Linked DNA regions of Homo sapiens: region 1 is linked to region 2. The links are chromatin loops, found by intact Hi-C in ENCODE. Cell type or tissue: A673. All regions are shown on one strand. Links, peaks and the distances in the headings refer to the core of each region. The heading gives the core; the rest is flanking DNA. Region 1 overlaps HS3ST4 (heparan sulfate-glucosamine 3-sulfotransferase 4). Region 2 overlaps HS3ST4 (heparan sulfate-glucosamine 3-sulfotransferase 4).

Region 1 (12,360 bases), core at 2,406-10,405, 110 kb before region 2:
TTCCTGTCTCCCTTTTCTTTCCCATTCTTGTTTGTTTGTTTGTCTAAGTCATTGATGCCTAAATTGAGATCAGATGTGTTTGAGGGTGATCTGAAAATATTGTTTATATAAACTTGACCAAAATGTACTTCATATATGGGATATCCTTCCTTTGCACATTTTATTTGACAGAGGAAAGGGTGGCAAAATAACTGTCACTGTTTAGATTCATAAACTATTATAATCCCTTGCAGAGGGGCTGACTGCCTTACACCCCCAATTCAGGGGTAGAAGAACCATGCCCAAGGAGTGGATTAAGAGTTGAGCTAGCGGCTCAACTCAACTCTTAAGAGTTGAGCACGATGGCTCACAACTGTAATCCCAGCACTTTGGGAGCCTGAGGCAGGTGGATCACAGGGTCAAGAGATTGAGACCATCCTGGCTCACGTGGTGAAACCCCGTCTCTACTAAAAATACAAAAATTAGCCGGGCATGGTGATGCGTGCCTGTAATCCCTGCTACTCAGGAGGCTGAGGCAGGAGAATCGCCTGAACCCAGGATGCAGAGGTTGCATTGAGCCGAGATTGCACCACTGTACTCCAGCCAGCCTGGTGACAGAGCAAGAGTCTGTCTCAAAACAAACAAACAAAAAAAAAGAGTTGAGCTGGTGCACATTAGTCAATGTGGATGCACTCATGTTGCCACATAGCAAAAAGTGAATCAGAGACAAACCATGGTTATTTTAGGACGGGAGGGGGAGATGGAGGTTCGAATCTGATGGAATAACAGTCGCCGTGGGAGTGGCAGCACTGGTGGTAGATGATATTGTATCACGTGTGCCAGGCTTGGCTCCGAGTATTGAATTCCTTTAGGCTTCACTGGCACCTCGTGAGATAGGCACTGATATTACCCACGCCTTACAGGCGAGGGAACTGAGGCACAGTGCTGGTAAGTCACTCGCTCAAACTGTGGAGTTGGGATTCAAACCTAGGTGTATGGCCTCAAGCATACGTTCTTACCTTTATTTGTCTCAGAGTTCATTTCCACTGGAAGTGGTGTCTTCCAGCCTCATGGGAGTAAATAATAAGCTTCAGCATTTCCCTGCTTTTAGTTCCAGTGTGCAGATGGACAGGCTGCTGCAGGAGTCTTGCCCTCACAGTAAACAGTGGAAGTGGTTTTCTTTCTGTTCAGGGACTATGCCAAGCTCATTCCCCCTTTAGGGCCATTTTATTCTCTTTTCCCTCCTCCTGGAATATTCTGTCCCTAGATCCCTAAACTACTGGTATCTCCTTATCTTTCCTTTAGGTGTTGGCTGAAATTTCAGCTCCTCTAAAAGGCCTTTCCTGACTACCTAATTTAAATAACTTCTTCCACTTCTGAGCTTGTTATGCTGTTTTATTTTCTCCAGCACATCTATTGCTCTCCAAAGTTATCCTCATTACTTATCTCCCCCTCACTAGAAGGTAAACTGCATAGGACCAGAAATCGATCTTGTCCATTTTGTTTCAAGCCAGAGCCCAGAACAGTGCCTGGCAGATAGTAGATGCTCAATGCATGGTGATTTATTAATCACCAATGATAAATCAGTGAATTCATGAACAAAAAGAGGACCTTGTATGTACGATACTCCAGGCTTCTGGAAAGAAAGAACCCTCACATTTCTTGGGAAGTGTAGCTAAGAATTGTTCTCAGCTTTTTCACATACTCTTTTTTTGCAAGCCTATTTTGGGTGCAGAAAGAGAAACCCACTCAAATAAGCTGTGTGGGCTAGCTAGTCTCCCCCAAAGGTTCCTATAGCACACAACATTATTTCATTTATTCCTCACAGTGGCCTCATGAAGTAGATGTTTTCTTACAGATAGAGAGATTGAGACTTTGGAAGGGCAAGTGACATTCCTGAGCTCCCATAGCAGGATGTCCTGAGCTGGATGTCTTATTTATTTATTTTTAGAGATGGTGTCTCGCTCTGTTGCCCAGCCTGGAGTACAGTGGCATGATCATAGCTCACAGCAGCTTTGAACTCCTGGGCTCAAGTGATCTCCTGCCTCTAGTAGCTGGACTATATAGGTGCTCCACTGTGCCTGGCTAATTTTTAAAAAAATTGCTTTGGGAGGCCGAGGCAGGTGGATCACCTGAGGTCAGGAGTTCGAGACCAGCCTGGCCAACATGGTGAAACCCCGTCTCTACTAAAAACACAAAAAATTAGCCAAGCGTGGTGACAGGCACCTGTAATCCCAGCTACTGGGGAGGCTGAGGCAGGAGAATCGCTTGAACCCAGAAGGCAGAGGTTGCAGTGAGCTGAGATCATGCCATCACACTCCAGCCTGGGCAACAAGAGCAAAACTCCATCTCAAAAAAAAAAAAAAAAATTGTAGAGAAGACATCTTGCTCTGTTGGTTGCCCAGGCTAGTCTCAAACTCCTGCACTCAAGTAATCCTACAGCTGAGGCTTGCCGAGGTGCTGGGATTACCTGTGAGCCACCGCACCCGGCCCTGGGTGCCTTCCTACTATTCCTGGCCTCTGTTGCTGTAGCACAGTTGTAGGAGATGAGCACGGATTATTACTGATAGATCATTATGCTCCATGAGTAGTTGGATTGTCTTTCTCTGGATGTATTATCAAAATTACCTAATTGCCATATAATAATCAGGCCATGACACGGGGGCCCCCTGTTTGACTTTTGTTACCTCCTAGAGGTGTCCGCACACCATTCCCTCCAGGTTAAAGCTTCTGCAGAGGGTTAGAGATTTGGGAGCCCCTGGAGATGAGGAAATATTTGAGTCAAACTACGTGGGCACCTCTGTCATAGGACAGTTTGATTGCTTGGAGCTCTGTGGTATTTTGAAAAGGAAGCTGGGCTGGCTGCGGTGGCTCACGCCTGTAATCCCAGCACTTTGGGAGGCCGAGGCAGGCAGACCACAAGGTCAGGAGGTCGAGACCACCCTGGCTAACACGGTGAAACCCCATCTCTACTAAAAATACAAAAAATTAGCTAGGCGTGGTGGCACGCACCTGTAGTCCCAGCTACTCAGGAGGTTGAAGTAGGAAAATTGCTTGAACCCAGAGGCGGAGGTTGCAGTGAGCTGAGATCGCACCACTACACTCCAGCCTGGTGATGAAGCCAGTTTCCATCCCAAAAAAAAATAAAAATAAAAATAATTGAATAAAAGAAAGAAAAGGAAGCTGAAGGTGGAATCAGAAATTAAGGATTTGAGTCTGAGTTCTGCACCTTGTGGGACTTGTTTTGTGTGCATAGATTGGTGTGTAGAGCCTTTGTTTTCTCATCTCTAAAATGGGAATAACAACCTCTACTAACTCCACAGTGATTTTGCAAGGGTAGAATAGTGACTGTGTGTTGGGATCGACTTAGTCTACATATGTTAGTTGTTATTAATCCATGCACGTTTTCATGAATTCCCCCAGGTTATTGGTTTCCTGGAATGTTGCAGTCCAGGGAGTACCTGAAATACAGGACAAGCACTCTTATAAAGTTAGATTAAGAGGTTTAATTTACAGAAACTATTTTATAGCATGGATATCAAACGTTCTCAGGGCAGACTGCGTAAAGATCTGGGGAATTCCTGGACAATCTCAGACTGTGTAACTGTTTCACCGGATTCATCATTGTTACGTCATTTTTAAAATACCGAAACAACATAAAAACCTACGGAGCTACGGGTCACACTTGCTTCTTAAAACTGCCCTGCAGTTGTTGAGCTTTGGGAGTGACCAGAAGATTCTGTCATTTGGTTCTCAATTGACCTATCCTCTCTTTTCAGGCTGTGTTTCCCAGGTTGGTGTATTAACTTTCCACCTTCTAGTTGTCTGCCTAACATGCTTTCTTTTTAAATCTTTTTTAATATATATATTTTTTAATTTTACTTTAAGTTCTGGGATACATGTGCAGAACATGTGCCATGGTGGTTTGCTGCACCTATCAACCCGTCATCTAGGTTTTAAGCCCGGCATGCATTAGGTATTTGTCCTAATGCTCTCCGTCCCCTAGCTCCCCACCCCCCGACAGGCCCTGGTGTGTGATGTTCCCCTCCCTGTGTCCATGTGTTCTCACTGTTCGGCTCCCACTTATGAATGAGAACGTGCGGTGGCCTAACCTGCTTTCTAACCCTCTGTGCTAGACAGAATAATGACCTCCCTGAAATGCCTGCATCCTAATCCCTGGAACCTGCAAATATGTTAGATTAGCTGGCAAAGGGGAATTAGGTTGCAGATGGAATGAAGATTATGAACCAACTGACTTTAAATGGGAGATTGTCCTGAATTATTTGGTTGGAGCCAATGTAATTCCAAGGAATTGTATACAGAAGGCTTCTCTTATCCGCAGTTTCACTTTCTGAGGTTTCAGTTACCCATGGTTAACTGTGCTCTGAAAATATTAATGGGAAATTTCAGAAATAAATGTTCATAGGTTTTAAGTTGCTCATCATTCTGAGTAGTGTGGTGACATCTTGCGCTGTCCTGCTCTGTGCCACCCAGGATGTGAATTATCCCTTTGTCCAGCATGTCCACCCTGTAGACTCTACCCATCCTTGAGTCACTCAGCAGCTGTCTTGGTTATCAGATTGACTGTCGTGGTATCTCAGTGCTTATGTGTGAGTAACCTTTACTTTACTTAATGATGGCCCCAGAGTGCAAGAGTAGTGATGCTGGTAATTCAGATATGCCCAAAGAGAACCCATGAAGTGCTTCTTTTAAGTGAAAAGGCAAAACTTTTCAATTTAGAAAGGGTAAGAATAGTAAAATAAAATATTTTGAGAGAGAGACCATAATCACGTAACTTTTATTATAATATATTGTTATAATTCTATCTTATTATGAGTTGTTAATCTCTTACTGTACCTAATTTATAAATTTAACTTTATCATAGCTATGTATGTATAGGAAATAACATAATATCTATAGGGTTTTGTATTATTGATGGTTTTAGGAAGTCACTGGGGGTCTTGGAGCATATCCTCTGTAGATGAGGGGGCACTATTGTAAATGGAAGAGGGAGGCAGAGAGAGAACCAGAAGGTAGTATGAGAAGGACTCAATCACTGTTGCTGGCTTTGGCAATAGAGGAAGAGGCTACAAGCCAATGTGGGCAGCTTCTAGAAACTGGAGAAAAGGCAAGGATCTGACCCCTATTCACTGCTTTAGCCACATTCAGTTGCCTTATTTTCTTTGTTCCTCTGCTTGAGCTTTGCTAGCCTCCTTGCTGTACCTGAGAAGTCAAACATGGCCCTGCCCCAGGGCCTTTGCACTTGCTGCTTCCACCACTTACAATGTTTCTTTGCATTAGATAATTGCATGTCTTATGTCCTCCCTTCATTCGGGTCTCTGCTCAATCATCTTATCCTCAGGGTGGCTTTTTCTTGTACCACCTGGACTCACCTGCTAGTGGTAAGAGCATCACTTATTGGAAAATGCTGGTGAACAGTGTCATCATTGACATATGCCTGTATTCCATAGTTACTCCACACCCACCCAGGTTTCTGGTATCCTAATTTCCTGTTTTTTAATTCCCCTATTCTGGAGAGAGGATCTAGTCATTGATCCGGTACCACAAAATGACCTTAATGTTGCTGGGGTCAAAATTTAAAAGATGTTTATGTAACACTCAGCTATCCCTGCTATTTAAGTATGCTGCCACCAGGTGGTGATTGTGGGACACAGGTTGGGTCCAAAGTCAGGCATTTCCTGAGATACAAAACGAGTGGCTCCTTGCTCCTTCCAATCTGGATTAACCCTGCATATTTTGTTCTTATATCATAAAATAAGAGGCTTTATAAAATATTCACTTTCAGTAAACAATAAGCAAGTATCAAAACAGATGTGTAAAGCCGTGTTTAAAACATACTGGAATACAGTTGTGTATTTGTTTTTTCTCTTCCCCATTCTGAACCAATTTCTTCATTTGTGTTCAGATATAGAAAAAATCTTGGCAGGTGGAATTTTTCTTTCCTTCTTAGCATTCTTATGACTATCTAAATATGGACAAAAATGAAAATGCCATGTTGCCATAAGTATATCTTAAAGCAATTAATATTAAGAAATATTATTATAACACATATGCCATATATTAAATTGCTACATTACCCATTTAGAATTTGAAAATTGCATGTTGATTTCAACCAAGAAACCTCTTGACCTCAATGAGAACCATGGATTTCCTCATTTAGAACAAAACAATGAGTTTCTTCTGTATTTATGGGTTCTCACTAGCCTGTGTATCTGTGTCAAAAGTTCCTTCCTTCTTTTAGTTTACCTTCAACTCTTGGCCTTGGGACTTTTCAATTTTCCTGGGATTCCCTTTTCCCATCCTTCCATTTTTCATCCACTAGGAGGAAGAAATTGCCCCAAATCACAATATGTTAGAACATCTTTAAGGATAATCATTTTCAGTGGTGGTTCAAAACTTCATTTCAGCTCCAGAACTCTATTGGCTAGAATTCCTCTGGTTATAACACAGAAATCCAAGGTAAAATCTGAACCGAGCATAAATCAAAAAGGAATTTAATGGCTCATGTATCTGAGAAGTCCCAGGAATTGGGGATATCTTTTTTTTTTTTTTGGCTTAATTAGTGTTTAAACAATGTCACCAGATCTCTGCTTCTGGATTCTCTGTCGCCGCTCAGATGGTTGACTGAGTTCTCAAAACTTCTCTCCTTGTGGCTGTAAAGTGGGTGCTAGCCTGATTCTCTTTCCCCAAGTATAGGTGGAGAAGCTTGTCATCTTTGTCCTGGAAGTCTTTGCTGAAGACTCGATGTAGCTCATTAGTTCTTAGGGGTCGTGCACACATCCATCAAGCGGTTTCTGTTGCCAGCGGGGTGTGAGGCTTGAGGCACTGCCTCCCTGGAGCCTAGGGAGGAGTTAGTTTCCCTGGAGGCCCCTGGATCTGGTTATCAAAGACAGGAAATGAATGCTGCTGCCAAAACAACAGATGTCTGTTTCTAGACACTCCTCTGTTCAAATGCAATCTTTCCCCGAAGTACAACCGAATAAAACAGACACAGTGAGGTTCCACCGGCTTGCATGGAGATAGAGGACCTAGGTTCTGTTTTGTCTTTCTACCAAGGTGGACACAAACAGAGCAGCTCAAAATCTCCCTGTCTAGGTCTCTGCTTGAAGATTCTGCATCTTTTCTTTAACCGAGAGGGGAAGAATGGAAGGAAGAGAAGAAGAGAGAGAGGGAGGCAATGCAGGAAAAAAAATGTATCCAGTCTCTAAACCTAAGATGTGTTCAATCCTGAAAAAAGTATCTATGGAATCTGCCCCTCAGAAATCACTAATTATTTATTTAGAATATTTTCTATTTTCATCCCTTCCTTAGCAACCCCTAGCAGCTGCCTAGAAAATTTTAAAGGAATTGTGTATCTTACAAGAGAATTCTTCAAATAGCAAGTGAAATAGTTTCATCACATTAAGTCTTCCTGCCCGGATTCGCTTCAAGTGGAGAGGGAGAAATGATTTGGCATTTGATCAGTCTTAATTTAACAACTAGATAGCCTAGAATTTCTAGAAAATCTTTGATTTTATGCCATTCTTTTCATTTAAAGTGAGGCTCACAATATAGAATTAAGTGTGATTTAATTTTTTCTGCTTCTGTAAGACGTTTTAGGAAAATAAATCAGTGTTCTGGAGAAGAAAAATTCCCTTGTCCAATCTAGTGTTTTGACTTAAAAATATATGTATATCTGTCCACCTTGTGTGTTGTTTGGGAGATTCTTATTAGCACACAAGGATATTTTCTTCTTCAGCTTATGTGTGTGTGTGAGAAAATTATATCCTGGAGGATCTTGAAGGTTCTTCAGCAGGAATTCCTGGGGGAACCTGAGGACCTTGGACTTGTTAAGCCCCAGGGTCATTGATTAGGTCCCGGTCAATTTCCTATGGACTTTTGATGGCTTCAGGGCTTTATCCTCCATTTTTACCTCTGCCATCTGACCATCCTTTTTGCCTTAGGGTCCTTCCCCATATCCTGGCTGTGGAGCAGGTTGGAGTCTGGCTCGTTCCTTATTTCCCCCAAGATGGAGAAACTAGGAGTAGAAATAGAAAGACTTCCTATTGCTCATCCAGTCGCTATTAGGCCTATGTACTAGAATGGTTCTTTTTATAAAGAGATTTCTTTTCCTGGTTTCTTGCTACTTATTTTAAGATTCTGAAGACTTCTTCAGAAACTTATTTTATTTCAGAAAAAGGCAAAATTTAAAAGCAGATTGTACAGAAAGTTAAGTTTTGTGATTTCTAATTTCCAGCAGTTGTGCTTTTGCATATTATCCTTTTTTTTTTTTTTTTTTTTTTTTTAATGACAGGATCTTGCTTCGTCACTCAGGCTGGAGTACAGTGGCTCAATCATAGCTCACTGCAGCCTAGAACTCCTGGGCTCAAGTGATCCTCCAGCCTCAGCCTCCTGAGTACCTGGGACTACAGACATGCACCACTATGCCCAACTAATTTTTTATTTTTATTTTTGTGTAGTGATGGGGTCTTGCTTTTTTGCTTAGGCTGGTCTCGAACTCCTGGCCTCAAGCGATCTTCTTGCCTCAGTCTCCCAAAGGGGCTGGGATTACAGGCATGAACCACTGTGTCCAGCTCACATTTTGAGGCTTCTAGGGAAGTAAACCCATCTTCTAATTCCATGAAAGACTTTGGCGATGTCTACTTACTGTCGTTTGGTTTAAAGGTCTCAGCACGTTGGGTAACTTCAGAGAGAGGTACTGATTTTCCGAGCCCTGCTGTGCGTTGGCAGTTTCAGAGACTGCATGACTTAGCTACCCCTTCCCAATGTGGGGCAGCTGAGGTAGGAGAGTTGCCCTGGGCTGTGTATTCTTTAAAAGGAAAGGGAGAAAAAAAAAAATCCCTTCCGCCTGGGCTATTTCAAGGCAGCATGAAGGAGGGAAAGCAGTGCTTCTCTGCTACCTTGCTTAGAAATGCTGCTGACCCTGCTGCTGCCTTGGTGGTGTGGTGGCCCCGTAAAGAGGAGCTGGTGGCAGAGACATCAGGTGTTTGCTCAGTGACACAGTGACATCACGGCCACCTCTTATTTCATGGTGAAGATTTTTTTTTAGCCACCCCTCCCAAAATTGACTACTGCCTTTAGAAAAGTGTTCTCATGAGTAGAACTTAGCTAGAATTTTAGTAGTAACATCACTCTCTTGTTATGAAGCTCTGTGACACAAACACTCCCTGACTTTATAAGGTGCAAAGTACCTGGTCTGGAGTGGAAAAGCTTACGAAGCCTTTCTCCTCGCTGTCTGAGTTTATTTATTGCTTCATTTTTTCCTGTACTATCAGGGCCGATTTTGCCCAGGCTGGTCTTGAACTCCTGGCCTCAAGTGACCTGCTCGCCTCAGCCTCCCAAAGTGCTGGGATTATAGGCATAAGCCACTGTGCCCAGCCTCTTCTATAAATTTTTAATACTTATAAAGTATACATAATTTATTTCAAAAATGTGTATTTTAAAATAATTTGCTTCTTTCACTTGAAAGTATATTATGACCATCTTTTTGTGTCAAAAATATACTCCTGTAACATCATTTAACACTTTTACGTTTATAAAAATGATAGATTTTTGTCAGTCATACCTCAATAAAGCTGGGAAAACAGTAATATAGACAAGATACTATTCTTCCAGGAAAAAAAACCCCAAATTTTGAGCCTGACCACACATGAATTATAGAAATAAATTGCAGGTAAAGAAGGAAACAAAAGGCCAGGCGCGGTGGCTCACCTCTATACTCCCAGCACTTTCAGAAGCTAGGGCAGGCAGATTACTTGAGTCAAGGGGTTTGAGACCAGCTTGGGCAACATAGTGAAACTCCATCTCTACTAAAAATACAAAAATTAGCCTGCGTGGTGGTGCATGCCTTTAGTCCCAGTTACTCGGGAGGCTGAGGTGGGAGGATCCCTTGAGCCCGGGAATTGGTGGCTGCAGTGAGCTGTGATCATGCCACTGCACTCCAGCCTGGGAGACAGAGTGAGACCCTGTATCTATAAAAAAATAAAAAGAATGAAACAAAAGAAGCACCATAAGACAAGAACGTCAACAATGACAACAACAAAAATTGTTAAGAGTATTAGAAGGCAGTACGGATATATCTTAATAATATTGGGATGGCAAAATCCTTTCAAATCAAGATTGTTAAAAAAAAACAAAAACCCAGAAGCCATAAAGGGAAAAGGGAAAGATTGATGGATTTGCACAGAGAAAATGTAAAATTCTTTCATATGAGAAAAGAATCCCCAACAGAGTGTATTCGCTTGATAGGCTGCTGTAACAGAACACAAGAGACTGGGTGACAAACAACAGAAATATATTTTCTCACAATTCTGGAAGCTGGAAGTCTGAGATTAGAGTTGGAAAGTTAGTTTCTTCTGAGGCCTCTCTCCTTGGCTTGCAGACGGCTCTATTCTCCCTGTGTCTTCACATGGTCTTCCCTCTGTTTGTTTCTGTCTTAATCTCTTCTTATAAGGACAGCTATCATATTTCACCCATTTGACCTCATTTAAATGTTTTTTTTAATTTTTATTTATTTATTTATTTTTTGTAAGTTCTGGGATACACATGCAGGTTTGTTACATAGGTATGTATACATGTGCCATGGTAGTTTGCTGCACCTGTCAACCTGTCGTCTAGGTTTTAAGCCCCGGATACCTTAGGTATTTGCTATATGACCTCATTTTAAATTAATCACCTCTTTAAAGATCCTGTCTCCAAGGTCAGGTGTGGTGGCTCACATCTGTAATCCCAGCACTTTGGGGGCTGAGGTGGGAGGATCACTTGAGCCCAGGAGTTTGAGACCAGCCTGGGCAACATAGTGAGACCCTGTCTCTACAAAAAATACGAAAATGAGCTGGGTGTGGTGGTGTGTGCCTGTGGTCCCAGCTACTAGGGAGGCTGAGGTGAGAGGATTGCTTGAGCCTGGGATGTCAAGGCTGCAGTGAGCTGTGATTGCACCACTGCACTCCAGCCTGGGTGACAAGGCAAGACCCTGTCTCAAAAACAAACAAACAAACAAACAAACAAACAAACATCCTGTCTCCTTAGCTCAACACAAAAGGCCTTGGTTCCTTGCATGACCTGGGTTCCAAGGAATGGGCCAGGATCCAGTTGTTCTTCATAGGTATGGCGTAAACATCCAGGTTGGCCATTCCATGGCTCGGAGCACTGAACAAACACTCACCAAAGATCACAGGGTCATTCTCAGGGTATGCTTGAGTTCTTGCTGGCTAGCAAGACATGCCCACCTCAGAGAGAACACAACTCGGTCCATAACACAGAACAAATACTGTGTGAGGAGCCTGGGGGACACATTTGCAAATATGGGTCTAAGGGATCCAATTCCCTTGGCCCTGCCTGTTGCTTGGATGGCCTTGCTACCTCTGTTGTCTCTCTTCCTCCCAAGCTGCTAGGACTCCGTGGCATCCCCACCCCCCAGCCCATCTGTAGTCATATTCTTTCTTTAGACATGTTCCTGTTTCCAGTTAAGTTACCAGCAGGTCCTGGGGCTTAGAGTCTCCTCGGGGAATTTTGCAGATCTCTGTACTAATCCATTACAAGATGCTATTCAGGTTTAACTGTTAGAGGCCAATTGTTAAAGAACCTCCCCGTTCCAAAAAAAAGCACCCTTTATTATGACAGTAACATGAGCTCATTGTAAAAGAAAAAAGACAACTAACAAATACATGAAAATAAAATAAAGACTCTCTCCACGGCTCATCATCCTCCTTCCCGCACTGCCAACCTCATTCGCCAGACGGGAACCACTGCTTAGAGCCGGCTGTGTCTCCTCCCCTTTGTCTGATTAATACAGTAGATTAAGATGTGGTCATTGATAGAGTACGATGACACTGACGAGAAGTTATCCAGAGTGAACACGGCTGCTGATCCCTCTAGTTAACACACCATGCTGACTCACCGCCTCCTAGACTAGTTGGTGTGTTTAATCCTCACAAAGATCCTATGAGATATCCTGTTGTTATCTCATTTTATTAGATGAAGAAATTGTGGTTTAGAGATGATGCAGAACTTGTCCACAGTCGCTGAGCTGGGAAGTACTTAAGCCACCCTGGTTAACTTCAGAAGCTGCATCTGTTTTGTCTCCTTGTTTGTTATATGTTGATGGCTTTGTTTACTTATTTGCCTGTTTTGTTTGCTTTGTTTTCTTGTCATGAGATGGTGAACACTTTTCCCTGACATGGCAGAGAAGTCTAGCTCGTTATTTGGTAGTATCTACATTGTATTTTTCCATGGGGTTGGGTCATGCTTTATTTAACCACTTCTCTCCTGATGGACATCTCTGTAGTTTCCATCCTTTTACAAACAAGGCTGCAGAAAGTATTCTTGTGCTCTGGAAATGTTTGTATAGAAAATGGAAGG
Region 2 (12,360 bases), core at 1,575-9,574:
GCACATTAAAATCATGAGATACCATTCTACAGCCACTAAAATGGCAAACACAAGCCAACCAACAAAATTAACAAAACAGGTGTTAGGATGTGGAGCAACTGGGCGGAACATTAACATTGCTTGGGCCGGGTGCGGTGGCTCACACTTGTAATCCCAGCACTTTGGGAGGCTGAGGCGGGCGGATCACTTGAGGCATGGAGAAACCCCGTCTCCACTAAAAATACAAAATTAGCCAGGCGTGGTGGTGCATGCCTGTAATCTCAGCTACTTGGGAGGCTGAGGGAGAGGAATCGCTTGAACCTGGGAGGCGGAGGTTGTGGTGAGCCGAGATCACGCCATTGCAATCTAGCCTGGGCAGCAACAGCGAAACTGTCTCAAACAAATAAACAGACAAAAACATTGCTTGCTGGGGGAGGTGTCAAGTGGTACAACCACTTTGGAGAACTGTTCATTAATTTCCTATAAAGTTAAACATCCATTAACCCAATGACCCAGAAATTCCACTCCTAGATATTTACCCAAGAAAAATGTAATCATGTGTCCACAAAAAGACTTGCACACAAATGTTCACAGCAGCTTTATTTGCAATAGCTAACACCTGGAAACAACCCAAATGTCCATTATCGGGTGAGTGGATAAATAAATTGTGGTGAGATAGGAATATTCCATTCACACAGTGGAATATTAACAACAACAAAAAGACAAGCAGCTAAAAGACAAGCAGCTGATGATACAGTGGCATAGATGCAGCTCAGAAAACATTATGTTGAGCAAATGAAGCCAGACCCAAAAAGATAGTTACAGCTGATAATATTTATCTATGATGAGTAAAGTCAGGAAGTGGTTGTTTCTGTAGGGCACAGAATTGGTCCAAAAGGGGGAAGAAGGGAATCTCTGCGGGTGATGGAACTCTTCTATATCTTGTTTTCAGTGGAGGCTAAATGGAATTACATGGCTTCATTAAGTTGAACACTGAACAACTGTGAATGTTAGTGTATGGAAACGATATGTGAATAAAAATAATTATGGAATGCAGCAGAAAATTAAACAAGAAAGAAAAACTTGTGGGACGGGCAGAAATAGAAGATGCTCACTGATGTTGTTATGTCTGGTTTTGTTTTGTTTTTTTTTGGCGGGGGCGGGGGGAGATGGAGTCTCACTCTGTCACCCAGGCTGGAGTGCAGTGGCGCAATATCAGCTCACTGCAACCTCTGCTTCCCGGATTTAAGCCATTCTCCTGCCTCAGCCTCCTGAGTAGCTGGGATTACAGGTGCACACCACCATGCCCAGCTAATTTTTCTATCTTTAGTAGAGACGGAGTTTCACCATGTTGGTCAGGCTGGTCTGGAAGTCCTGACCTTGTGATCCGCCTGCCTTGCCTCCCAAAGCGCTGGGATTACAGGGGTGAGCCACAGCGCCCGGCCTATGTCTGTTTTTTAGTGGAGATAAGTTTGGACGCAGGCCAAATGACTTGCACAAGTTCACATAGTCAATGGGAGAGTGAGAATGCAACAGCTCCGCATTAACCACCATGGTACCCCATCTTTTCCACAGCTACAAGATCTGCTGTATGGTTGTGGAGTAAATGAATGCATTTGCAATGATTTCTGGTGTAATTGCACGTTGTCCAGATAATGGAGCCACAAATTCAGGAAGGCATAAGACATATAGAGACGCATCTTCATGCTAGGGTTGGTGCAAAGGCCAGCCTTCGCACATCCATCTCAGGACTAGTGCATTTGTCTGTGAGTGAAGCATGCCTGGAGAAATTAGACCTGCAGGATTTGCTGGATTGAACCTGATGGTGACAGTGGATGGGACACAGTGACCATGCAGCGACATGTCTGTGTCCATATGTGGACTGTGCAGAAAGCAAATCTGAACAGCTTAGTCTGTTTCACTGCTTTGGAATAGGAAATGGCAAACAAGAAAGTTTATTCTTGAGGGAGGAAGAGTGTCCAGTGACTTTTGTGCACAGAGGGTTGTGTCACTTCTTTGCTTAATCTCACCCATGTGTTCCCCATCATTGAAGTGTGAATTTCACCCCCGTGGGGCTGGGTGCAGGGTTTGTGGGGCCCTCTATATACAATTTTGGAGTCTTTCTTTAAGCACAAAGGAAATATTTTTCAAGTCTCGCTTTATTGCCCAAGCTGAAGTGCAGTGGCTCCATCTCGGCTCACTGCAACCTCCGCCTCCCAAGTTCAAGCGATTCTTCTGCCTCAGCCTCACGAGTAGCTGGGATTACAGGCATGTGCCACCATGCCCAGCTAATTTTTGTACTTTTAGTAGAGACGGGATTTCACCTTGTTGGCCAGGCTAGTCTCGAACTCCTGACCTCAGGTGATCCACCCCCTTGACCCCCCACAGTGCTGGGATTCCAGGCATGAGCTACTGTGCCCGGCCATAAGTATTATATTTTTAAAAGCAAGCAAATATATGACTGTATGAACCCTCCTAGGGCCTTGGATGGGCCCCAAGCATGTGAGGGGCTAACTGAAACTTCAGCTTCATTAGCTTCATGGTCAACTTTTGCCCAAGGATTTTTAGATAATCTACATCTTCCTTAACTCACTCAACTCATCACCTGGTAACTCCTACCCTCAAGCCTCCACTCAGCTCCAGCCTCACGAAACTTTCCACTGCTCCCTGAATTCTCTAAGCTAATGATTTTCAATATCCATTTGGCCCAATGTCCCTTTTTTATAACAATTATTTTGGAGGGCCTTCTCAAATGAAATTCATAGATAACATAATCAATTTACATGTATAACTAAAAATCAAAATAATGATCTAATTGGAATGATCTTATGTTTGCTTGCTTTTAAAAATCTAAAGGAGAAATAAAATAAAGGGAATTTATTATAAAATACATATATATTCTATGTGAAGTACTTGGTCATGATTTATACCAAAATCCCAATCATGTGACCATGATTTACTACTCACCCTCCGTGGCTTTGCAGGGCATGGTGCCTTCCTAGTTGGAAAGCTGCATGAGACCATTTCTGACTCTAATTTTAGCATACCTTGTACCTCCATTCTGGGCTACCTTTAGGGACTGTCCTATCTTCTAAAATCCTCCAGACGCAAGGTGGAGGCCGTGGCCCTCATCTCATCACTTCCGAAAGCTTCCATTGACAGTCAGAGGCGATCGATACCTTTGCCATCTGTACCTCCAGCACCCGTCCAGACTCGTGGACTGTCTTAGGTGCACCACATCATTCCAACTGATGTCTGATCTGCTTCATATGATTCATTATTTTTGTCCAAAGGTAGAGGTGGTGGCAGAATTGTGAGACTTCAGGCAGAGATAAGGCTAGAATTGTCTCTATTTATGATTCCAAGAGGCTAGAACATAAACGGAATCAGAACTAAGAGTATGAATCTCTGGTGTTGATTTCAGAGGTGTCTTAGTCTTTTTTTTCTGTTGCTTGTAACAAAGTACCCCAAACTGGGTAATTTATAAATAAAAGGAATTTATCTCTTACAGTTACAGGCTTACAGGCTACGAAGTCAGGCTTACAGGCTACGAAGTCAGAGGTCGAGGAGCCACACCTGGTGAGGGCTTTCTTGCTGGTGGGTTCTCTCCCCAGAGTCCCAAGAGGTGACACAGGGCATCACATGGTGAGGGGGCTGAATGTTCTAGCCTAGGTCTCTTTTCCTCTTATAAAGCCACCAATCCCACTCCCGAGATAACCCATTAATCCATTAACCCATGAATGGATTGTCCATTCATGAGGGCAGAGCCTTTATTATCCACACCTTAAAGGCCCCACCTCTCAATACTGGCACATTGGGAATTAGATTTCAACATGTGTTTTGCAGGGGACAAAAATTCAAACCATAGCAAGCTGCATTGCATTTCAAAGCTGCAGTTTGAGTCTTAGCTCTTCCCTTTACTAGCTGCATGGCTTTGGCAGGTTATTTAACCTTCTCACTCTTCAGTGTCCTCAACCTTAGAGTTAATAACAGTACTTGCCCAATGGGGCTGTTGATAGAGTAAAATGAGAGATGCTTGCAAAGTGGTTGCATGGACTGGCACGTATGTAAATGCTTAGTTAATATGGCTGTGGTTTCAGAACGCCACTACTCCAAGATTCTTGGACAGACTAGTACAGAGGTTGGCGAATTTCTTAGGAAAAGGGCCAGATAGGAAGTGTTTTAGGTTTTGAGGGTCATACAACCTCGTTGCGGCTACTTAACTCTGCTGTTATAGTGTAAAATCAGCCATAGATAATATGTAAATGAATGAATATGTCTGTGTTCTAATAAAACTTTATTTACAAAAATAGGCAGCAAGCCATATTTGGCCATGGGCTATACTTGACTCACGGCTGTACTAAAGGATCAGATAACAAGATGGATGGTACCCAGAAGAGAGAAAGTATAACGTGGCAGTTAAAAGCCTGAGTGATGTTTCTGTGCCTTTTCTTTTATCTTTTAATAAAAATGGGATTATATTTTGCAATCTGTTCTGTATCCTATTTTGTATTTATTCATCAACATACAGAGGACATATTTTAGGTAAATAACTGTATTTATACAGCCTCATTTTTATTGCTTACATTAGTAATTCACTGTATATGGTTGAACCATGATTTCAACTGTGCCTCTGTGGCTAGGGATATAGATCCAGTTTTGCTTATTGTGGTTCACAATCACATATTTGTTACATCATTTAGGTAATACCTTTCCCCCACCAGACTGTATGTCACTGGAAGGCAGGAATTAGTGTGTACCGGTAAGCACATGCCTGAAACTTGGGAGTCATAAAATCCTTGTCTTGACACCACTGTCTCGCGGCAAGCCAGCCTACTTCTTCCAGCCAAGGTTTCTTCACCAGTAAATACAGATCCAGATGGAATAGTGTGAGGGACACGTGACCTAATGTTTGTAGAAGGCTTTGGAAACTGCAAAGCAAATGTTCTATGCTATGGGCTAAAAGTTTGTGTATCCCCCAAAATCCATATGTTGAAATTTAATCTCCAGTGTGATGGTATTAGGAGGTGGGGCCCTTGGGGGTGATTAGATCATGAGAGTGAAGTTCTCATAAACTGGATTAGTGCCCTAATAAAGGGGCTGAAGGGACCAGAGTTGTTCCCTTCCATCAAGTGAGCACACAGCTAGAAGGTGTCATCTATAAACCAGAAAGCAGGCCCTTGCTAGACACTGAATCCACCAGCCCCTTGATTTTGGACTTCCCAGCCTCTGGAACCATGAGAAATAAACTTCTGTTGTTTAAAAGCTACTCAGTTTCTGGTATTTTTTGTAGCAGCCCAAACAGACTAAGTCTAAAGTGTCACTAGGGTTGCAAAACATCTTCTTTTTTGGCTTAATGTGACATTTATTTTCTTGCTGGCCAAGGAGAGAACATACTTATTTCCCATGAGAAATGTCAGCTCTATATCATGAGATAGGAAAAAACATTGCTTCTCTGAAGGCCTTTGATAAAAAATTAGGAAAGTTAGAAAATAAAAGCAAGTGAGGAAAGAAACTACCTGGGCGTCTACATTTAGTTACCATGTAACACTATAAAAGCTCTTAACCTCATGTTTGATTGTTCAGTTCAGTTTTAATTTCTTTCTATTTTTATTCCCACTTTTTTTTTTCTTTTGCATTCATTGATGTTCTCAGTAGTGGTGATATCTGAAGACAGAGGATGGATTCAGAGATAGAGACAGAGAGGCTAGAGCTCAAACTGTGAAAAGGTATTATTTCAAAGAACTGTGCTGGGTGCAAACTTGTCAGGCATATAAACTGGGGTTCCATGCAGGACCCCAGATTCTACAGGGCCTGCATGGAAGTCAGGGAAACTGAGGCAGAAGAAAGGGAGTCAGAAGGGGATTACCCCGGGGTCACCCAATTCCTAGCTCTTTGCTGATCGGACCACCATTCTCTTCCTAGGAAGATTAGGTTTGAAAAACATGGTAGGGTGGATCCATTGCTGGGGGCCTCTGAGTCTGCGATCCTGTAAGTTTGTGAAGGACCAGAATAGATGCACACACATAACACATATAATATGTTATTGCACACAGAGTTTTCTTTCATCATTCCACTGCAGCCTGGGCCTTCACTCTCCTACAACATCCAAGGGAAGTTTCCCCAGGCAACATCTCAGTCCTCAAAGGGTCATGATCCCACCACAGCCCTGTGCAGTTTATGTTGGCACGTGACTGGTCTGCAGAAAGGCAGCTTTCCATAGATGAAATGCACTCAGAGATCACAGATTTCCCCCTGGAAGTCTTAAGCCCCTTCCTTCCTAATTCGGTGGGATTGTGAGACTTGCTTCTGCCTGCAAAAATGCACGGCCGTCTGTTTTGCGCTGGTGGTTCTAGTCATTAATCCTCAGAATTCAGTGATCACTCACAGAACTGTGGTCCTGTGTGAAATGTCAACTCCGCTAGACACGTCCGGGAGGAAGTGCTTTGTCATTCATAAGACAAAGACTCTTTAATAGCGGGAGGGATATTTTCCAGTCATGCTATGGGTTGTCTGTCTGTTGGAGAATAGACAGGCTGAGGGATTTGACATTCATTGGCCTGTCTTTTCCGGGACTGGAATCCCGAGGAAATGCCCATTAAGAGGAAAGGATTTCAGTTTGGCCAACATGGTGAAACCCCGTCTCTATTAAAAATACAAAAATTATCCGGGAATGGTGGTGGGCGCCTGTAACTCTAGCTACTTGGGAGGCTGAGGCAGGAGAATCACTTGAACCCGGGAGGCAGAGGCTGCAGTGAGCCGAGATCGTGCCACTGCACTCCAGCCTGGGTGACAGAGTGATACTCTGTCTCAAAAAAAAAAAAAAAAAAAAAAAAAAAAAAAAAAAAAAAGAAAAAGAAAAAAAGAGGAAAGGATTTAAAGTATTTTCCTCCTCGTGTGAATGTGTAGATCTCTAGAAACGTGCTCTTCTCCCATTACACCAACTCATGATGATTCTCATGTAAAGTACAGAGGGAGCTGTGGTTCAGGCCCTGAGTTTGCCTGATGGACAATTGCTTACTGACCACCTGTGCTGTCTTTCAGTGACTGACTGTTGACAAGCCTGGGTAGGGCCTCTGAAGAAGGCAAATCTGAGGTCAAATGCCATTTTGCTACTTCACAGCTGAAGGAACTTGGGCAAGTTAGGACAGCTCTTTGACCTTGTTCTTTGTGTGACATGAAACATTTTTACTATTTTCTTTTTTGTTTTTTAAGGCAGGGGCTTTCTCTTGTGGTCCAGGCTATTGTGCGGTGGTGCAGTCATAGCTCACTGTAGCCTCGACCTCTTGGGCTCAAGAGATCCTCCTGCCTCAGCCTCCTGAGTAGCTAGGACTACAGGTGCATGCCACCCTGCCTGGCTAATTAATACAAGTTTTGTTGTTGTTGTTGTTGTTGTTTATTTTTATTTTTATTTTTTTGTAGAGACAGATTTCTTTATGTTGCCGAGGCTGGTTTCAAACTCTTGGCCTCAAGAGATCTTCCTGCCTCAGCCTCGTGAGTAGCTAGGACTACAAGCAAGCACCACCAGACCTGGCTAATTTTTTAAATTTTTTGTAGAGACGGGGTTTGGCTATGTGGACCAGGCTTATCTTGAGCTCCTAGGCTCAAGTGATCTTCCTGCCTTGGCCTCCCAAAGCGTTGAGATTACAGGCATGAGCCACTGCCCCTGGCCTACTATTTTTTTAAAATTCATTTTTCAGCTTGATGATTGGTCCTTAGGACCAAGTCGAATAAGTGGAATTGATGAATGAAGAGTTTACTCATTTTAGGGCTTTGCTATAGCTTTTTTGATGCCCCAGAAAGCTCCTATCAATATGTAGATTTACCAGCAGACATTGACATTCATTTGCGCCTTTGAATTTTTTTTTTTTTTTTTTTTGAGACAGTCTTGCTCAGTCGCCCAGGCTGGAGTGCAGTGGTGCGATCTCGGCTCACTGCAAGCTCTGCCTCCCAGGTTCACGCCATTCTCCTGCCTCAGCCTCCCGAGTAGCTGGGACTACAGGCACCCGCCACCAAGCCTGGCTAATTTTTTGTATTTTTAGTAGAGACGGGGTTTCACTGTGTTAGTCAGGATGGTCTCGATCTCCTGACCTCGTGATCCACCTGCTTTGGCCTCCCGCACCTTTGAATTTTTTAGTGATGCTAAATCTGTTATCACTCATTTGATTATGACATTTGCATTTTTAGGTGGATTGACAGGTTTACTTATGTCCTTTGCCCATTTTTTCTAATGTGTTTTCCTCATATTGATTTATAAGAATTCTTCACATAGTAATATTCCTAGCTCTGCATTTGTTTGGTCTGTTGCAATAGCTTTTCCTCTATGATCATTTTCTTTTTAAAGCTACTTATTTTATAGATTGTTTTTATTTTTATCTGAGTAAACCTATCAATTTTTTCCATATGCTTTCTTTCTTTGTAAAATTGCTTTTAGAAAGGCTTTCGCTGCTGGGCACGGTGGCTCACACCTGTAATCCTAGCACTTTGGGAGGACGAGGAGGGTGGATTGCCTGAGCTCAGGAGTTTGAGACCAGCCTGGGCAACACAGTGAAATCCTGTCTCTACTAAAATACAAAAAATTAGCTGGGCATAGGGGCATGCACAGGCACTGAGGCAGAAGAATTGCTAGAACCTAGGATGTGGTGGTTGCAGTGACCTGAGGATCGTGCCACTACCCTCTAGCCAACTCCATCTCTTAAAGAAAAAAAAAGGTTTTCTCTTCTTGGCAGTCACAGCAGTGGAGCTTTGCATATTTGAGACTTCTCCTTTAGTTTAATGAATCAGATGTCTCATAGACTGGCTTTCTGCATCTACTTGTCTTGTTTTTCATCCTCTCCTGTATTTGTGATGCCCGGTATGTCTAGGCCCAGTCTATTCTTTGAAATCTCTGTAGGTGAAAAAGGACTGTTCTGGGAAGTCCAGCGTCTTAGTTCATTGGGGGCTCTTATAACAAAACACTGTAAACCTTGTGGCTTGTAAACAATGGAAATTTATTTCTCACCGTTCTGGAGGCTGGGAATTCCAAGATCAAGGTGCCAGCAGATCTGGTGTCTGGTGAGAGCCTGCTTCTCACTCTTGCCTCACTCAAGAGGTCTCTCTTGAGCCTCTTTTAGAAGAGTATTGGTCCGATTTATGAGTGCTCTACCCTCGTGACCTCCTCTCCTCCAAAACGCCTCACCTCTTAATACTACCACCTCGGGGAGTTGGATTTCAACATATGAATTTTGGGGGGACACAAATATTCGGTCAGACCATAGCACCCAGCTACTCCTAGACTTTATTTTTTCTCTTGGGAGTAGGAATGGTCTCTTGGCCTTGTGATGATACAAGGACTTCCCAGTTGTGACAACCAGAAATGTGTGCAGATATTGCCAAGTGTCCCTTTGTGGGAAAGCAAGGTTGCCCTCTGCTGAGGACCACTGGGTTAAGGAGAACTCTTCAGGTCCCTGATAGTGTGCTTTTTTCTTCAGCACTTGTTCCTTCATATTTGGAGGGTGGGTGGGGGAAGAAGCTGAGGTGTGTGTTCCCCCAGGATTACTTTTTTTTTTTGTTCTTTTGAGACAGGGTCTTTCTCTGTCACCCAGGCTGGAGTGCAGTGGTGCGATCTCAGCTCACTGCAACCTCCACCTCCCAGGTTCAAGTGGTTCTCCTGCCTCAGCCTCCCAAGTAGCTGGGACTACAGGCGTGCACCACCACCCCTGACTAATTTTTATATTTTTAGTAGAGAAAGGATTTCCCTATGTTGGTCAGGCTGGTCTTGAACTCCTGGCCTCAAGTGATCTGCCCTCCTTTGCCTCCTAAAGGGCTGGGATTACAGGCGTGAACCACTGCACCCAGCCCACAGGATTACTTTTAATAACAGCATCGTGTTTTCTTAGAAAGGGACCTGCAATTCAAGCCCCAGCTTCTTCTTTACACTTAGTTTTGCACCTGCTATGTTTAGGAAAGATTCCCAGAAATATGTGCCAAGTGGCCATAATTGTGCATTCCAGAAAAGGGGATTTCTTTAGCCCAGGGAACTCTTTCTATTCAGGGATGCTCTTACACGTTGTGTTTTCTGCTTCTTGATTTCCCTCAGGACTTAGGTTTGTGAAACACAGAGATCTAAACTTCTCAAAGACAAAAGCAAGAGAAAGACTTGTTTCTCTCTGTTTCTGCAACTCCTTTCCTACGATAATGACTGCTTATTTGTCCAAAAGGAGGAAGCACCCCCAGGTAAAAGGAATTGCAGGGATGAGGTATGTAGTTCATTATACAACTCCTCCCCACCTTAATTTTCCTTTCATCATTTAGGATGATTTATTATTTATTGGAATTATAAGATTTTCAGGAAGTCTTCTCCAAGGCCACTTTTTAATTTAATTTAATTTTTTATTTTTTGAGATGAAGTCTTGCTCTGTTGCCCAGACTGGAGTGCAGTGGGATGATCTTGGCTCACTGCAACCTCCACCTCCCAGGTTCAAGCGATTCTCGTGCCTCAGCCTCCTGAATACCTGGGATTACAGGCATGCACCATGATGCCCAGCTAAGTTATTTTGTATTTTTAGTAGAGATGGGGTTTCACCATGTTGGCCAGGCTGGTCTTAAACTCCTGACCTCAGGTGATCTGCCTGCCTTGGTCTCTCAAAGTCATGAGATTACAGGCTTAAGCCACTGCGCCTGGCCTAAGGCCACTGTTTTTTTATATATTCTCTTATTTTTTGCCTTATTTTGACTTAAATCAGAAAGTAATAAAATTTGCTAACAGCCTAAAAAGCAGTAGAGAACTTGAATAAAGTGATGTGAAGTCTGTTTGGAGAGGGAAACAAGAGTGAACTGAGCTGAGGAAGCACTGTGCCTGGCAACAGTGTGAGTCATTCGTCTTGGCAGCCCTGGGAGAAACAGGGCTAAGTGTGGAGTGCAGTTCACTGAGCTTGGGCTGAGAGGGCCCTGGCTGAGTCAGGTGCCCCTGAAGGGAAGACACAGAAACAGGGAGGTCTGCTGATAGGGAGGCCTGGCTCAGACAGACTCAGGATACCTCCAGGGAGAACCAAGACCTGGCCTGAATACTCAATGAGCAAATCCGATCCTTCCACATACTGTTTATGGCCAGATATGGGACATTGCCAGCACAGCACTCTCCCAGTTGCCATGTGTATTGGTCTGTTCTCACCCTGCTAATAAAGACATACCCGAGACTGGGTAATTTATAAAGGAAAGAGGCTTAATGGACTCACAGTTCCACATGGCTTTGGAGGCCTCACAGTCATGGCGGAAGGCAAAGGAGGAGAAAAGTCATGTCTTACATGGCAGCAGGCAAGAGAGCTTGTGCGGGGGAGCTCCTCTTATAAAATCATCAGATCTTATGTGACGTATTCACTATCAAGAGAACAGCATGGGGAAGACCTGCCCCCATAATTCAATTACCTCCCACCAGGTCCCTCCCATGATACGTGAGAATTATGGGAGCTACAGTTCAAGGTGAGATTTGGGTGGGGACACAGCCAAACCATATCAGCATACGAGGGTCTTGTGTGCAGATCTGGCTGTTCCTGTTCCAGGTCCCAGGGGCAGAGGTGCCACATATAGAAGTCTTTGGTCTGTTCTGGAATGGAGATGACTATCAAGTCATATATAGTGCCCTACTGGCTATCAGTTCTGCACCTTCTCCTTGTGTTTGATGATTCACATGTGGATGAGTGTTATGGGCAGAATTATGCCTTTCTCAAAATATGTTGAAGTCCTAACACCCAGAACCAGTGAATGTAGCCTCATTTGGAAATAGAGTCTCTACAGATGTGATCAAGTTAAGATGAAGTCATATTGGATAGGATGAGCCCTAATCCAATGATCGTTGTCATTACAAGAAGAGGGAAATTTGGACACAGACACACTGAGAGAAGAATTCTTTGTGAAGACATCAAGACAAAAGAGACAAACGGATTGAATCCCATGTGACAACAGAAGCCGAGATTGCACTGATGCATCTACAAGTCAAAGAATGTCAAGGATTTCAGCAACCACCGGAAGTTAGGAAGAGGCAAGTAAGGATCCTCTCGTGAAACCTTCAGAGTATGACTCTGCTTACGCCTTGATTTTGTACTTCTCAGCTCCAGAACTGTGAGAGAATTAATTGCTGTTGTTATCAGTCAGCAGATTGTGGTACTTTGCTATGGCAAACTTAGGAAGCTAACATACTGGGGTTCCCCTAGTTGCATAGATGGTGCAATGGTTTGTGATGGTGATGGTGTAGATCTTGCAGCTGGACGTCTGCAGGACATGCAAGCAGTTGAGGGTCTGGGTGTTTCAGATCTTGATGGTCTTGTAGGAGCCACTGTTCATGCTGCTGTGGGGCACCACTGGGTCCTGAGCTTACTGCTGGAGGCTGTTCAACTCCTTTAG

The links. Peaks named below come from ENCODE experiments on the same cell type or tissue, not always from the same donor. Only the 100,000 strongest peaks of a DNase experiment are listed, where the experiment ranks them.
Region 1: a loop joins it to region 2, with 2.9 times the contacts of the local background. A loop is called at or near these places in 1 of 110 quality-filtered maps.

Annotation. Positions count from the first base shown.
Region 1 is chr16:25,702,549-25,714,908 of GRCh38, forward strand. The region is part of intron 1 of HS3ST4 (heparan sulfate-glucosamine 3-sulfotransferase 4); the gene reads left to right. Among named protein-coding and RNA genes, the nearest start is that of HS3ST4, 17 kb to the left of the region's middle. In A673, for the core only: a CTCF peak has its summit at 5,625; DNase peaks (open chromatin) are centred at 5,653 and 6,853; H3K4me3 peaks cover 1,712 bases; H3K27ac peaks cover 3,914 bases.
Region 2 is chr16:25,813,220-25,825,579 of GRCh38, forward strand. The region is part of intron 1 of HS3ST4 (heparan sulfate-glucosamine 3-sulfotransferase 4); the gene reads left to right. It also overlaps the pseudogene LOC100420641. Among named protein-coding and RNA genes, the nearest start is that of HS3ST4, 130 kb to the left of the region's middle. In A673, for the core only: no CTCF peak of the experiment used is centred there; a DNase peak (open chromatin) is centred at 6,432; H3K27ac peaks cover 2,188 bases.